Linked DNA regions of Homo sapiens: region 1 is linked to region 2. A link is an interaction called in ENCODE POLR2A ChIA-PET data of the cell type or tissue named here. Cell type or tissue: Panc1. All regions are shown on one strand. Each heading gives the region's core, and the rest is flanking DNA. Links, peaks and the distances in the headings are about the cores only. Region 1 overlaps CLK3-AS1 (CLK3 antisense RNA 1). Region 2 holds the start of LOC124903526 (a long non-coding RNA gene).

The links. Peaks named below come from ENCODE experiments on the same cell type or tissue, not always from the same donor. Only the 100,000 strongest peaks of a DNase experiment are listed, where the experiment ranks them.
Region 1: POLR2A ChIA-PET joins it to region 2 with 18 read pairs; 2 of 35 experiments call an interaction of 5 or more read pairs at or near these places.

Annotation. Positions count from the first base shown.
Region 1 is chr15:74,605,690-74,614,014 of GRCh38, reverse strand. CLK3-AS1 (CLK3 antisense RNA 1) reads left to right here. Exons shown (of 9, transcript XR_007064715.1): 1 at 1-2,604; 2 at 3,612-3,712; 3 at 3,784-4,413; 4 at 4,886-5,801; 5 at 6,000-6,116. It also overlaps a transcript of CLK3 not described here. Among named protein-coding and RNA genes, the nearest start is that of CLK3-AS1, 5.9 kb to the left of the region's middle. In Panc1, for the core only: no CTCF peak of the experiment used is centred there; no DNase peak of the experiment used is centred there.
Region 2 is chr15:74,494,455-74,502,779 of GRCh38, reverse strand. LOC124903526 (a long non-coding RNA gene) reads right to left here and starts at 6,151. Exons shown (of 2, transcript XR_007064713.1): 1 at 5,725-6,151; 2 at 5,316-5,601. LOC102723714 (a long non-coding RNA gene) reads right to left here and starts at 3,946. Exons shown (of 2, transcript XR_007064712.1): 1 at 3,913-3,946; 2 at 1-620. In Panc1, for the core only: no CTCF peak of the experiment used is centred there; no DNase peak of the experiment used is centred there.

The DNA of each region.
Region 1 (8,325 bases), core at 195-8,194, 110 kb before region 2:
GCCGCTTCAGTGTACAGTGGGTGACCCAGATTGGCTGCTGAGGTCCTGCCCCCTAAGGTCCTATCTCAAAAGCTGAAGATTTTGAAAAATCCCAGGCCATCTGAGATGCCATTCCTGCCTGGTACCCATGGCCTCGACCACACTAGCCAGGTTCCATCTCGGGGTTTCATCAGCTCAGATGAGGTGGAGTAGGAGGCCTCTCTGGTGTCTCCTCCTCCCACCACTTAGTGTTGCCTGAGTTTCCATGGCTCCAGGATACTAGCCCTGAGGGATGGATGTTCTCAGAGAAGCTTCTGTCCCCGGGATGGATGTTCTCAGAGAAGCTTCTGTCCCCAGCCCTGCCCTGAGCTATAGGCTCTGATGGGGTAAGTTAGTCACCTTCCCACAAAACTGCCCACCACTGAGAATCCAGGAGTCCCTACCTCCCAGCCACGAAGCAACTCTCTTTTTCTGAGGTGGAACAGAAGCCATCTCCCAGCTGTCTCCCTCTCCACACTTTGCAGCCTGGAGGCCATCCTGCCTGAGATTCTACCCTTAGAGCTTCATTCTTTTGTGACTTTCACACCTTTCAGAAACTTGGAGAAAGATCTGCCCCCAGGTGAGGTTTGGGTAACTCCTCCACTCCCATCCCCACCTCAGAGGAGGCTTGCTCCACCTCCACTGCCCCTCAGGCCCAAGCTCCTGTCTGGGTCCTCAGCCTCTGTGGAGTTGAGGTCTGTAGCATATCTCAAGGGCACTGGGGAGGTGCCGCTGCCCTGCATCCTCCCAAACCCCACAGCTCCTCTCACCCCTTTTGGTCTCCCTTTTGCCCCCCACCTCCACTTCCACCAAGCTTAGGGCTCAGTTCACTGCCCGCCAGGCCCAGCTGCTCTGATGCCCTCCTTGTTCTATTGTCCTTACTGTCTCCTCTGTCTGCCTCATCTGACTTTGCCTTCTCTGGAGGCAGTTAATTCACCTCTGAGCCTTGGCCCCAGGGTCACCTCCCTGGAAAGCCTTCCTGGGGCTGCCCTGGCCTGCCCCCCTGCTCAGGACAATCTGGCCTGCATGTGCACTCCATTCTGTGGACCATGAGCCCCTCCCGGACCAAGCTGGGCACAGCTCAGCTTCTCACTAAGGGCAGGGGGCTGCCATGGAAAGCCTGTCACTTCTAACTGGCAAGACAGAGCACCCAGGTAGAGTGGCATTGTGGGAGCTGTACCCAGTATGGGAGGTGGGGGCAGCGGCCAGTCCTCATGGTCTGTCTTAGAGAAGCCTTGTGTGGCAGTGACATTTTGGAGGGGAGACAATTTTGGAGGGGGCTGCAGGAGCCTGGGCCTGGAGTAAGGGGAGAGGAGAGTCAAGCTGTCCAGTGGGGAGAAGGCCTGGTGGGCGATGGTGCCATCCTGAGTGGAGAAGGCCTGGGAATGTGAGGAGTGGGGAGGTCAGGGTGGGGGTGGTAGAGGTGCTAGGTGTAACCACTGCTTAGGTGAAGACAACTCCTGTGCCCTTTCAGAGCCAGGGCAGGGTGCCTCGTGCCCAGGGTTGGGAGTTGGGAGGCAGTGGACTTGGGCCCAGACCCTAGAGGTGAGGAGGGTGATGGTGAGGGGTGTAGGGATGGCAACACTGGCAGAATAGCCCCTGTCTACCCTCTGACCTTCCTCACCAAGCTGGTGGGTGAGAGGTCCGTCAGGGCCTCCATATTACAGCTGAAGCTATGGAAGCCAGAGAGGTACCTGAGCAGTGACTTGACTTAAGGGCTCTGACCCCCACATCATAGCTAAACTGTGGTGGCCCCCAAATGCTCCCCTGCCATTTCCAGACTTCCACACTGGAAGGGGGAACGTGGCTCTGGTGCAGACAGTGTTGGGTGGGGATTGCAGCTCCTCACGGGACTCCCTGCCGGACTTGGGCACCAATTTCCCCTCAGGAGTGCCTGCTGCGCCTCCCCAGACCAGCTGCTGTGAGGATAATGGGGTTTGTGTTCAGCAAGTGGCCACCCCTGGCAGCACCCACAGCTCATGGAAACCACTGGGAACTGAGAACTGTTTAGTGGAGTTGAGGCTGGTGTTTAGTGAAGTTCCAATCACCAGGAGACTTTCGGGCCAGAGGATCAGGGTTGAAGGGTTTTAGTGCGTGCTCAGCCAAAGGGCCTCAATTCTGAGTCTGAGAAGAGGCCTCAGAGCCTGGTGCTTTGGGAAGCCAAGACTACCCCAGCTCCAGGATCTGTCCTGTTCTCAGGTCCCACTGAGGCAGAGCCCATGGACTTGATGCCCAGCCCTGCCCGCTGTCTCTGGAACTCCTATTTCCTCGGGGCATTGGACCGTGTCTGCCCACCAAGCCCCACTGAAGGGTGCAGGTGAGCATAGGAAAGTTGGGCATGGCAGCCCCCTGGGGCCTGGGCTGAAGTCTGGCTCCTCTTTCCCTGGCATGTGCTCCAACAGGGCCCCCGAGCGGGACTGGAGGCGGGCAGAGAAGGACCTGTGGGAGCAGCTGGCAGAAAGCAGGCAGCAGAGGGCCGAGCTGGCAAGCCGTCTTCGGGCAGTGCCGGAGGCCCTGTCGGAGCAAGCCCTGGTGCTGCAGAGGCGGGAGCACAAGCTGGGACTTGGCTGGTCCCTAAAGCAGAAAGTGAGGCCCTGTCCTCCCCCATTCCTTCTTCCTGGGCTTTCTGTAGCTGAAAGGAGGTCCCCTGAGCTAGCAAGATCCCCTTAGCAGGCTGAAGCTCCAGAATGCCCAGAGCTGGTGTCCACATCTGGTGCCATATTCTCAGGGAGGCTTTCCGGGGTCTGGGGCACCCAGAGGAGAAAGGGAAATGGAGTCCCCAGCAAGGCTGCGGTGTTGAACAGAGATGTCTCTGAATGGTGCCCCTGGAAGGGTGCAGGGTGTTGCCTGAGAGGCATATGCTGGGGGTGGCTAGGGACACTGCTGGAGGTGAAGGAAGGGCCAGGGTCCCTGTGGCCCCCCAGGGAGAATCTGAGGGAGGGAGGGGCTGGTTTTAGCTCCATAGACTGAAGAGCTTCCTTAGAAGCCCAATCTCCCCGAGTGAAACAGGCGAGCCCCAGAGAGGGGGAGATGGCTGTGCAAGCTGAGGGTTCTTGGGAAGGTTACCAGGATCTCTGCCTCATGTGAGGGTAGGAAAGGGACACCGTGTGATGGCCCAGTTACGCAAGCCTTCAGTGACTCTGTGTCTTAGCTCACAGCTGGCCCACCTGGAGCCACTGCTCCCTACCAGGCCTGGGGGACCCTTGGGACCCAGTTGACAACCTCATGTCTGCCTGCCCTTTAGCATGCCACAGCAGTCCTGCTGGCCTCCACCCTGAAGCTGTCAGCAGCTGGAGAGCAGCTGGAGAGGCGGTGTATCTCGGGCCCAGCTGGAGGTAGAGATGCACAGCTGGAGCCTGTCGTGATAGATAACAGCCAAAAGCAGCCCCTCAGGGCCCCAGGGCACAGTCCCTTGTATATAAGCCAGGGCATGGGTCCATGTTGGGCTGTCAGCTGGGCTGCTGGCTGCCAGTCCGCCTGCGTTATCAAAGGCTGCAGACACTGCCCTGCCTGGTGGGAGGCAGGGAAGCTAGCCCTACCTATCTGAGGCTCTGTGCTGCCTTCAGCCCTCCCACTCAGCCTCCTCCTAGCAGGTGGAGTGCTCCCTGGCCTGCCTGGAGCAGGAGAGGCACCAGATGCAGGGATCCCAGGGACAGGCTGAGTGGAGGAGGCCAGACCAGAACATAGAAGACAAGTGAGTGGGGCTGGGCTGTGGGGGAGGGGTGGGGTGGCAGGGAACAGGCAGACCATCCCTTCTACCCACAGGATCCTGCTGCTGCAGACAGAAGTGGAAAAGGCCTAGCGGCATTTGGACCAAATGACCCAACAGCCTGTTGGCCCAGAGCCCAGCCTGGGGATCCCCCAAGTGGGTGCATGGCAGGCCCTGCGCACTGGCCCTGCTGTACCTTTGACTCTGCCCCACACTTTATTCTCTGGTCCTCATTATTGAAGCATTATCTAGAGAAGGAAGGCAGCGCAGGGGCTTAGTCCAGCCAAGAGAGGGATCCTCTTCCAACATTTGGGAATACCCTGGGATCATTCAGTGACTTCCCTCCTGGTTCAGATGGGAAAACTGAGACCAGAGAGCAGAGGAGAGCTTGTTCAGAGTCATAACTTGAGTTGGGGCCAGGACCCTGCCACAACATGCCCTGAGGCATCAACGGTCTGCCAAGACCACCCCAGTGTGGTCTGGAAGCTGGAAGGAGACCCCAGGATTCTGGACCAAGTGTATCTACAGGAGATGCTGGTGCCAGGCCTGCAGATCCAAGAGCAGAGCTGGGATGGAGGCAGGGCCCAGGAGCTTCGGGACCCAGAGTCTCCATGCCAGCAGCTGAGACCCCTGCCCAGGCTCAGGACACAGTCCGTCTGCAGGAGCAGTTGCTGATACTCACTGAGGTTGGTCAAGACAGCTGGCAGGGGCAGCCCCACAGGAAAGGGAATCTGGGCATTAGCTGATCCAGGCCATGCCCATCTGTACCAGGGGGCAGAGGCAAGGGAGCCTGGGCCCCATTCCTGGGGGATTCCAATGTAGGGCAAGGGGCTCTAGGGGCACAGAGGAAAGGAGAATGACCAGGAGAGAGAGATTCTAGCAGGGCGTCCACACAGTGACACTCCAGAGAGCACCATCCTCATCTTCACATAACTGGCCCCCCTGCTAGTGTGCAGCCAGGCACTGGTCCAGAGTCGTAGCCTGGAGTGTAGAGAAGCCTCTGCGGGCTGGGGTGGTCAGAGAGGCCTCCTGGAAGGGCTGAGACCCAGAGGAAGTGGAGTTCGGGGCCTCTGAGGAGGGGCTGCATGGGTAAAGGCTGGAGCTCCACAACCCTGGTGGAGGCTGAGCCACAACTCGGTGGGGTGGGGATCTCCCCAGGTGAACAAGAGACTCAGAAGAGCTGGGCCAGAGCCACCAGCAACTAGGGGCCTGCTTGGAGCAGCTGCAGCATCTGCAGGGAGAGCAGATGGTGTTGGGGGGCCATTGCAGGCCCTGGAGGCAGAGCACACCTGGCTACTTCAGGAGAAGGTGGGGCTGCTAGCAGCACTGGGTGTGGCCCCGGGCCAAGAGTCCTGGTAGGTGGCTGCTTGGGCCCATCCTCAGAGTGTCCAAGCCAGGCTGGGGTGGGGGCTCTGTTCTCACTGTAGGTGAGATGGCCCTCTCAGCAGGCGGTGGGCCAGTCTCTGTCACCAGCTGGCTGAGGGGGAATGGCCCAGAGCCCTAAACCCGGAATCACACGACCAGAGCCAGTCTCCCTTCCCCAGGTATCAGCGCTCCTGGTTGTCACATTCTGGCTCTTTTATGGGGTGGGAAATCTTTCAGCTTCAAGAAGTCCTGTCTCGCCTACATATGGCCAAGCCCCTCCTGCTGGCCCAGGGGCAGGTGGGAGGTGGGGGTGAGATGACCTTAGCTGCTGGGTGCAAGTCAGGGTCCTTGGGAGTAGAAGTGCCCAGTACAAAGGGGTTCTGTGTGTGCAGGGAGCCATGAAAGAGGCATCTCTGCCCCACTCCCCCTCCTAGTTCATAAGACAATAATCACTGAAAGGGAGTGGGGTGGGGGTGATCTGGGGTCCATGCTGTACCTGGACTGCACCATTTCTTCCAGTACACTCCAGGTCCTGGAGGTACCAGTGCCCCTCAGGAAAGAGCTAGAGGCACAAGAATCACATCCCAGGCTTCATGAGGAGATGGCTGAATATTGGAAGGCACGCTGGCACCGGCTGGCAGTTGCCCTGAAATTTAAAGAGGAGGAACTGCAGAGACTCCAGAGGCAGAGTGGGACCTGGCCTCCCCAGGTGGGCACTGTCTCCCACCTTCTTCTCCACCCCCTCAACCCCGTTCTCCCCATTGTCTTCCCCACTGCCCAGTCTTTCCCATACAAACCAATTAGTCTCTTACCCCTCCTTAGGATGCCCCCATCTTGATCCTATACTTCCTTCCCATTTTCTGCCTCTTCCTCATCATGCCCCATCATTCTCCATCCATGTTTTCAGCATGCATTTATTGAGCATCTGCTACATGCCTGGCCCTCTTCTGTGTGCAGAAGCAATGTCAAATCAGATCACTCCTTGTCCTCAACAGCTTATGGTTTGGGGGCACCCGGTAATTGAGTAAGCAATTATTTATTTATTATTGATTGATTTATAATCGATTGATTGATTGCATCAGGGTCTCTGTCACCCAGACTGAGGTGCAGTGGTGCAATCATAACTCACTGCAGCTTCAAACTCCTGGACTCAAGCGATCCTCCTGCCTCAGGTAGCTGGGACTGCAGGCACGCATCACCATGCCTGGCTAAGTTTTTTTTTTTTTTTTTTTTTTTGTAGAGATGGGGGTCTCACTACATTGCCCAGGGTGGTCTTGAACTTCTGACCCTCAAGCAGTTCTCCCACCTTGGCCTCCCAAAGTTCTGAGACTACAGGCATGAACCACTGTGCCTATTTTGCAAGTAATAATTTAATGTGCCAGATGAGGGAAGAGGCACAGTGGGAGCTGGTTAAGGGGTGGCAGATAGGAGAGTCCCTCCCAGAGAAGGGGTTTCTGAGCCTCTGAACCCTCACACAAGGATAGACAGGCATTTTCCAGGAGGAGAGAGGAAATGAAGGGCATTTCAGCAAGAGGAAACTGCACATACATATACCCAGAGAGACAGGGGAGGAGTGTTGTAAATAGCCCCTGATCCACTTGAGAAGGAGAGTGGGTGAGGGGGTTACTATGGACATGGGACAGGGGCCAGATCTAGGGTTTAGATGTCCCAGCTCCTGTCCACCTGACTTCACCTCCAGCTTGGTGGCTGCCTTCTCCTGGTCAGCATCCCTTAGTCTCCTGGGCAAGTGTATGTGTGCATGGACAGACAGACACACAGACATGCATGCACACACACACCCCCAGGATACACATCAGACATCTGCAGACACCCCCAGATATGCACACACACAGACACAGAGAGAGATACAGACACCAACGAGGTGCCTGGGAGCCATAGGGAAGTAGTATTCTAAGGACCCCATGTGGGATCCACGCTCTGCCACAAGGCACCTGACTGAAGCTGATCTGCTGATCTCGATGGAAGGAAAAGGAGAGAAAGCTTAGCTGGCTTTGGGCCTCATAAAGGTTGAGTTGGTCTAAATCAGTGTATCTCAAATGGGTACACAACTGTGCTCATAGGGGGCTGTTCCTTAAGTCTGCAGTGTAGTCTGCCACTATATATTTGTACAGAGGAAAATCTCAGTTTTTTGTTTTGTTGTTTTTTTTTTTTGTTTGTTTGTTTTTGTCTATTTCTCAAACCAGACCCTTGAGGGTCAGAAGATATATCCTCAGCGCCTGGATGGGCTATATTCTTTGGTCAAGTCTGAGGACTTGCAGTGGGCAATGTCAGTGAGAAGGTAGTGGAGTGACAGAGGGCTGGGCCCTCGGCAGATTTGTCTCCTAGCAGGAAGAGGTGCTAGGTGAGCCGGATGCACTTAACCTGCACGTGATGCATAAGCCAGTGCCACTTTGGGCCCCACATGCAGGGCCTTCCAGCCCCTCAGAGACTGTCCAGGCCATTTTTACTCCCTCCCTGGACCCCTAGAAGGCCAACCCAGGACTCACCTTCTACAGGCAGGTGGGGACCCTGGGCTCTGGGCCTATCCAGCAAGGATGGCCTAAAATGCAGACCCTGGGTCCTGGGCAGGGGTCCTGTGCAGAGTGGCTGATGAACCAGACTAGCAGTGCACTTCCAGCAGGGCGAGGCTCTTGGAGATGGGGCAGCAGCTGGATAGGGTCTGGACAAAGCCATATTGCATCAACGTCCGGCTGGCCAGGGGGTTCACGGGCTCAGCACCCAGCGCTCCCAGGGCCTCTGGCATGCTCCACCTCCAGTCCCATCCCCAGCCTCAAGCTCCTCCACCCAACCCTCTCTGGGTGTCTACCTCAGTCTGTCTTCCATCCAAGGATTCAGTAGTCTGCACTGTCCCCAGATTAGTGGCTAAGATTGTGGGTTTAAATCTTGGCTCCACAATATACTAGCTGTGTGACCTTGGGCAGTTCCTCTGCCTCTCTGGGCCTTATCTGTAAAAGTGAAAATAACAGTTATCCTCCCTGAATGAGTGCCTAAGAGGATGACATTTGACAAGCACGTGAAAACACATGGCATTCAGTCATGAAGCATTAGCCACTATGATTGCACAGTTCCTGCTGCTGCAGGTGTGGTCACTTTGAGGAGAAAGTTCTCCTCGAAGTCAGGGTCCTTTTGGGGCCAGAGAGCTGCCACATGGGGCTGGATCCCACTTACCCTCTGTGAGTTTGCTAGGGCTGTGATAACAAAGTGCTGAAGAC
Region 2 (8,325 bases), core at 80-8,079:
CAGTTAAAAATTTAAAAAGCAGGTAAATGAGTCTATGGTGATAGAAGAAGGATAGTGGTTACCTTGGGAAGAGAGATTGACTGAGAAGAGGAATAAATGGGGGTTCTGTGATGCAGATCATTTCTACTTTTTGAGCTGGGTGAGTTCACCAAATTGTATACTTAGGATTTATGTCCCTTCATGTCTGTATGTCATTGTGAGACACATGGTGATGTGTTGCCCAGATCGCCTTCAAGAAAGGACATGCTGCCTAGCTGCAGAGAGAGGGCAGCAGACAATACCAGCTTTCAGTTCCTTCAGAGCCTGCTTCAGCTGCAGGGCTGCCTCACCTGAGGTCATGCCCTTCCTGGGGTAGCCCACATTTGGTGACTGAGCAAGGCAGAGGTATAAAGGTCCAGCCATTTAAACTTGATGCTGGAAAGCCCTGATGAGCACTTCTCATTCTAGAGTGACCTGCTGATCGGCTGAGCTTGGTCGAGCCTGCAGCACAGGTTGACTTTCCCTCTGCCCAGTCCTGCTTTTTCTTCCTTCCTTTCACAGGTATGGGTCCTTAATAAACATTTTGCCTCCCAAACTCTATCTCAGCATCTCCTTCTTGAGAATCTGGTCTTCCACAGTTGCTACCAAAGTAGATGAGAAAGGAGATGGTAAGATGGGGTTTGGAACTGGATCACCACCCATCTGATGATGAGGATCCCATTAGTGGAGGTGGGCAGAGCACAGACAAATGGCAGCAAATTGGGAGAATGTACCAGTAGAACTGGATACTCTAAGGGCACAATGTGCCAGGTACTTGAGATGTATGGAGGGAGTAGTAGCTATGAGGATGATGGAATTGGTGGCTATTGCCAAGCTCCATGGATGTGCTACAGGATAATAAACAACTTAGGGCCAGTAACATGCATTAAAATCCAGGTTATGGGGCCAGGTGCAATGGCTCATGCCTGTAATCCCAGCACTTTGGGAGGCCAAGGCAGGTGGATCACCTAAGGTTAGGAGTTTGAGACCAGCCTGGCCAACATGGCGAAACCCCATCTCTGCTAAAAATACAAAAATTAGTCAGGCGTGATGGCACATACCTGTAGTCCCAGCTACTTGGGAGGCTGAGGCAGGAGAATTGCTTGAATCCGGGAGGCAAAGGTTATAGTGAGCCAAGATCGTGCCACTGCACTTCAGCCTGGGCAACAGAGTAAGATCATCTCAAAAAAAAAAAAAAAAAAAAATCCAGGTTATGAAAAGGAAAAGGCCTCTTTGGTTTATACAAATAAGCCAACATCTCTAGCAGTGAAAGGGTGGAGAAAAGCAAGGACAAAGCCTAGGACTTAATAATCTAAGCAACTGGCCAGGCGTGGTGGCCCACACCTGTAATCCCAGCACTTTGGGAGGCTGAGGCGGGCAGATCACCAGGTCAGGAGTTCAAGACCAGCCTGGCTAAGATAGTGAAACCCCGTCTGTACTAAAAATACAAAAAATTAGCTGGGCATGGTGGCGTGCGCCTGTAATCCCAGCTACTAGGGAGGCTGAGGCAGGAGAATCGCTTGAACCTGGGAGGCAGAGGTTGCAGTGAATGGAGATCGTGCCACTGCACTCCGGCCTGGGGGACAGTGCAAGACTCCATCTAAAATAATAATAATAATAATAATCTGAGCAACTGACTTCAAAGACAGTTAAATGTCCAAATAAGGCACATCTCTTATGCTAAAGTCAAAGTCCTGGTTGGAAAAGCTTGGGACCCTGACACGTGGAATGGAGATATCAGAGTGGATGCTCCTAAAGATTTTTTTTTTGAGACGGAGTCTCGCTCTGTCTCCCAGGCTGGAGTGCAGTGGTGTGATGTTGACTCACTGCAGCCTCTGCCTCCAGGATTCAAGCGACTCTCCTGCCACAGCCTCCCAAGTAGCTGGGACTACAGTCATGCACCACCATGCCCAGCTAGTTTTTTTTGTATTTTTAGTGGAGACGGGGTTTCACCATGTTGGCCAGGTTGGTCTCGAACTCCTGACCATAAGTGATCCACTCGCCTTGGCCTCTCCTGAATATTTTGACTCCACAAATTCCTCTGAATCTCCTGAGCCTACAGAATTGGCCCACTCCTCCCTAGTAAGAACTACCACTCTCTCCCTGCTGAGGGACAATGCAGTGCCTTTCTCCACAAAGCAACAGCTCCCCCTCAGAATCTGCCCCCACATTGCCTCCTAGCCTATACTAGGTTAGCTACAGCATAACCCAGCTGGAGAGGTGCTGGGTATGATAGGGGTGGAAAGGGACTATATGCCACAGAAATAGCAAGACCTAGCCAGCATGTATTGGCAGGAGCCAGGGAGATACATGTGGAACTGGATTCTGAGAGTGCTTGATGAAGGAGAAGGAATATAAAATTGGATAGGGAAGAGTTTATTGACTTGGGAATCCCTCTTTGTTTCTTTTCGTTTCTTTTCTTTCTTTTTGAGATGGAGTCTCACCCTGTCAGGCTGGAGTGCAATGGCGCAATCTCAGTTCACTGCAACCTCTGCCTCCCGGGTTCAAACAACTTTCCTGCCTCAGCCTCTCGAGTAGCTGGGATTACAGGCACGTGCCACCATGCCCAGATAATTTTTGTATTTTTAGTAGAGACGGGATTTCACCATGTTGGCCAGGCTGGTCTCGAACTCCTGACCTTGTGATCCGCCTGCCTCGGCCTCCCAAAGTGCCGGGATTTCAGGTGTGAGCCACTGCGCCCGGCAGGAATCTCTCTTTCAAAATACAAGATTTAACATCCTGGCAAGGACAATAGGAGATGGTACAATCTTACTACCAGGATGGATCCTAGAAGCATGGAAAAAGTGATGACCTATGCCAAAGAAAGCTTACATGCCGGAATTGCTATGGCAGATAGTGATGGTAGAATGAAAAGACTCAGGGAAATAGGTGTGCCAGAATGGATAGACTATAGGTAACCAGAAGATCTCCTAGCTAATTATGCCTCATGAGAAGGCCCAGAGAACACGTTTTCATCTGTTTTCTGTTGCTCTCACTGCATAGCACAGACTGGGTAGTTTATAAGAAGTTTACTGAGTTCATGGTTCTGGAGGCTGGGAAGCCCAAGAGCCTGAAGTCAGGATCTGGTGAGATCCTTCTTGCTGTGTCATAACATAGCAGAGAACATCACATGGTGAGAGGGCAACCAGAAAGATTCTGGTTACTCTTGCTTGCTTTTATAACAAAGCCATTCCCATGATAGAGCTTGCTTTTATAACAAAAAAACAAAGCTTGTTTTTATTGCAAAGCCATTCCCGTGATAACGAACCTACTCCCATGATAATGACATTACTCCATTCAAGAGGGCAGAACTCTCATTACTCCATATATTCATTCATGAGGGCAGAACTGACATTAATCCATTTATGAGGGGAGAACAATTAAGTTTCTAACACACAGATTTTTAGGGGCCACATTCAAACCATAACAACACACTACTTATCAAGGCCGTGAAGAATTTGCTGCCCGGCATGGTGGCTCACACCTGTAATCCTAGCACTTTGGAAGTCCGAGGTGGGTGGATCACTTGAGGTCAGGAGTTTGAGACCAGCCTGGCCAACATGGTGAAACCCTGTCTCTCCAAAAAAATATAAAAATTAGGCCGGGCGTGGTGGCTCACGCCTATAATCCCAGCACTTTGGGAGGCCAAAGTGGGTGGATCACTTGAGGTCAGGAGTTCGAGACCAGCCTGGCCAACATGGTGAAACCCCGTCTCTACTAAAAAATAGAAAAATTGGCCGGGCGCAGTGTCTCACGTCTATAATCCCAGCACTTTGGGAGGCCGAGGCGGGCGGATCAAGAGGTCAGGAGATCGAGACCATCCTGGCTAACACGGTGAAACCCCGTCTCTACTAAAAAAAATACAAAAAATTAGCTGGGCGTGGTAGCGGGCACCTGTAGTCCCAGCTACTTGGGAGGCTGAGGCAGGAGAATGGCGTGAACCCAGGAGGTGGAGCTTGCAGTGAGCCAAGATTGTGCCACTGCACTCCAGCCTGGGAGACAGAGCGAGACTCCTTCTCAAAAAAAAAAAAAAAAAAAAAAGAAAAATACAAAAATTAGCCAGGCATGGTGGTGTATACCTGTAATTCCAGCTACTTGGAAGACTGAGGCAGAATCGCTTGAACCCAGGCAGCGGAGGTTGTAGTGAGCCGAGATTGTGCCACTGCACTCCAGCCTGGGTGACAGAGCGAGACTCTATCTCAAAAAAAAAAAAAAAAAAAAAGGGCTGGGTTTGGTGGCTCATGCCTGTAATCCCAGCACTTTGGGAGGCCAAGGCGGGTGAAACACCTGAGGTCAGGAGTTCGAGATTAGCCTGACCAACATGGTGAAACCCCATCTCTACTAAAAATACAAAAATTAGCTGGGTGTGGTGGTGCATGCCTGTAATCTCAGCTACTTGAGAGGTTGAGGCAGGAGAATCACTTGAACCCGGGAGGCGGAGGTTGCAGTGAGCCAAAATTTTGCCATTGCACTACAGCCTGGGCAACAGCGAGACTCTGTCTCAAAAAAAAAAAAAAAAAAAAATATATATATATATATATATATACACACACACACACACATATATATACACACACACACACACACACAAAATTAGCTGGGTGTGGTGGCAGGTGCCTGTAATCCCAGCTACTCGAGAGGCTGAGGTTCGAGAATTGTTTGAACCTGGGAGGCGGAGGTTGCAGTGAGCCAAGATCGTGCCACTGCACTCCAGCCTGAGTGACAGAGCAAGACTCTGACTCAAAAAAAAAAAGAAAGAATTTGCTGGTGAGAGGCTCACCAGAATAAAAAGTACTAAAAAGATAAGTACTCGCTCTCCTCTGTAGGCTAGGACTGATAATAGAAGAGACTAGTACAGAACTTGACTTACTGATAGCAATGAGGATAATGGGACACTGAAACAAACAAACAAACAAAAGTCCAGATGGCAGTGCTTAACTTCCGGAAGCTAGGCAATGGCAATTATCATCATGGCTGGTGAGGTTTGAGTGGCAGCCAGGAACACCTGGCCAACAGAGAGTTATGGAGATGACTAATAAAGCAAAATGTCCCTAGGGGCAAATTAGATGGGCAATTGTTAAGGGTACTACTCAGCTTGTACTAGCAGAAGAAATTAAGGAAAGATGACTAGAAGACTGAAGGCCATAGCCCAAGAAAAATTCACAATCCCTTTCCTAGTGTTCAGACTAGAGCCAGCTTGAGACTTGGAATCCCATGATTAAAGAGGTGGCTGGGTCCCTAGGAGGAAGGACCCTCAATACTATAACAAGAATATGTGATAATGATCCCCTCAGTTCTTTCTCAAAAAGACCAATGGCCATTTATTTGGGTAACTGTGCACCTGGGAAAGAAAAATACCTAGACATATCAGGGTCTGTTGGATGTAGGGTCTGTGATGACAATGATGCTCGAGGCCTGAAGCACCATCATAACCTCTCCTTGTTAGAGTGCAGGAAGCACATGGGGCCAGGTTGTAAGTGAAATCCTGTCTTGGGCCTGGCTTACAGTACAGCCATTGGGTCCTTGGAGCCACTCAGTGGTCATTTCCCAGTCTCTGAGTTCATAACCAGGATTGGTTTACTCCTGGGGGACAACAAAGAAAAGTGTTGAGAGTAGGTACAGCAGAAATTAGTTCCATCCTTAGGATATAAAGGATACAGGGATGGTGGTTTCTATCATGTATCTGTTTAATTCACCACTCTTGACCTTATAGAAACCAGATGATCCTGGAAGGTGACTGTAGACTGCCATGAGTTCAACCAAGTACTATAGCCCCGATTACAGCCATTATGTAAGATGTAGTATCTTTGCTACAGCAGATTACTTTGGCCTCGGGAACATATTATACAACCACTGATTTGGCAAATGTGTTCTTTTTTATCCTAATCAGAAAAAGAAAAAGAGTCAGAAAAAAGTTTGCATTTACATGGAATGGGCAACAATATACATGTGAGGTTTTCCTCCCAGGGCTATGCCTTCCACTCTATGTAAAATACAGTCTGAAGAGATTTGGACTATCTCAACCTTGTCCAACCCACGGCTTGCAGGCTGTACATGGCACAGGAGAGCTTTGAAACTTTCTTAAAACATTATAATTTTTTTTTTTTTTTGAGACAGAGTCTTGCTCTGTCACCCAGGCTGGAGTGCAGTAGTGTAATCTCAGCTTACTGCAACTTCCGCCTCCCAGCTTCAAGCGATTCTCCTGCCTCAGCCTCCCGAGTAGCTGGGATTACAGGCGCCCGTCACCATGCCCAGCTAATTTCTGTATTTTTAGTAGAGACGGGGTTTTGCAATGTTGGCCAGGCCAGTCTCAAACTCCTGACCTCAAGTGATCTGCTCACTTTGGCCTCCCAAAGTGCTGGGATTACAGGCGTGAGCCACTGCGTCTAGCCTTTTTTGTGATTTATTTTTTGGCTCATCAGCTATCGTTCGTGTTAGTGTATTTTATGTGTGGCCCAAGACAATTCTTCTTCCAATGTGGCCCAGGGAAGCCAAAAGATTGTACACCTCTGAACTATCTGGACATACTTTAGAGTTTCATGCTGATCCATTGCATTGATGACAATATGTTAATGAGCCAGATGAACAAGAGATGGATAATACACTGAAGGCCTTGGTAAATAAGACAGGCACTTCAGAGGGCACTCTGTGAAGATTCAGGGACCTTCTACATCTATAAATTTTTTTTTTTTTTGAGACAGAGTCTCACTCTGTTGCCCAGGCTGGAGTGTACTGGTGTGATCTCGGCTCAGTGCAAGCTCCCACTCCCGGGTTCACGCCATTCTCCTGCCTCAGCATCCCGAGTAGCTTGGACTACAGGCACCCGCCAGCACGCCCGGCTATTTTTTTGTATTTTTAGTAGAGACGGGGTTTCACTGTGTTAGCCAGGATGGTCTCGATCTCCTGACCTCGTGATCCGCCCGCCTCAGCCTCCCAAAGTGCTGGGATTACAGGTGTGAACCACCGCGCCCAGCAAAATTTTTATTTTTTTATTTTTTTGAGATGGAGTCTCGCTCTGTCACCCAGGCTGGAGTGCAGTGGCACGATCTTGCTCACTGCAACCTCTGCCTCCCAGCTCCTGCCTCAGCCTCCCGAGTAGCTGGCATTACAGGCACCCATCACCATGCCCAGCTAATTTTAATATTTTTAGTAGAGATGGGGGTTTTGCTGTGTTGGCCAGGCTGGTCTCAAACTCCTGACCTCAGGTGATCTGCTCACCTCGGCCTCCCAAAGTGATGAGATAATAGGCATGAGCCACTGCGCCAAGCCCCAACATCCCTAAAATTTTTAGGAGTACAGTTGTCAGGGGCATGTTGGGATATCCTCTTCAAAGTAAAAGACAAATTATTGCATTTTATGCCTTCTCCCACAAAAAAGGAAGCGCAACACCTGGTGGATCTCTTCAGATTCTAGAGTCAGCATATTCTACACCTAAGGATGCTGCTGTAGTCTATATACCAGGTGTCACGAAAGACTGGAAGCTTTGAGCAAGGCCTAAAGCGGGCCCAGAGCATGACAGAGCTTTGCAGTAGATACAGGCTACAGTGTAAACAGTCCTACTCCTAGGACAATACAATTCAGCATATCCTATGGTGCTGCAGATTATCAGAAGTGGGAGAAGATGCTATGTATAATTTGTGTCAAGCTTTGGAAGTGGCACTGGGGCTCTGGAGCAAGACCCTACCATCTGCAGTGAAGATTTAAACATGCTGTTGAAAAACAACTCCGGGCCAGGTGTGGTGGCTCATGCCTGTAATCCCAGCACTTTGGGAGGCCGAGGTGGGTGGATCACTTGAGGTCAGGAGTTCGAGACCAGCCTGGCCAACATGGTGAAACCCCGTCTATATTAAAAATATAAAAATTAGCAGGGTGTGGTGGTGTGCACCTGTGCTCCAAGCTACTCAGGAGACTGAGGCAGGAGAATCACTTGAACCCGGGAGGCGGAAGTTGCAGTGAGCCAAGATCGCGCCACTGCACTGTAGGCTGTGTGACAGAGCGAGACTCTGTCCCAAAAACAAAACACCACAGAAAAGCAACTCTGGTATGCTACTGGCCCTTAGAAGAAACAAAATGGTGGATCATGACCAAATGACTGCACAGCTGGAATTTCCCGTTATGGTTTGAGTCCTCTCAGAACAGCCAATTCATAAGGTCAGCAGTGCACAGCAACACTCCATCATAATAGTGAATGTGACATGGGCCAGGTGTGGTGGCTCATGACTGTAATCCCAGCACTTTGGGAGGCTGAGTGGGCGGATCACTTGAGGTCAGGAGTTTGAGACCAGACTGGCCAACATGGTGAAACCC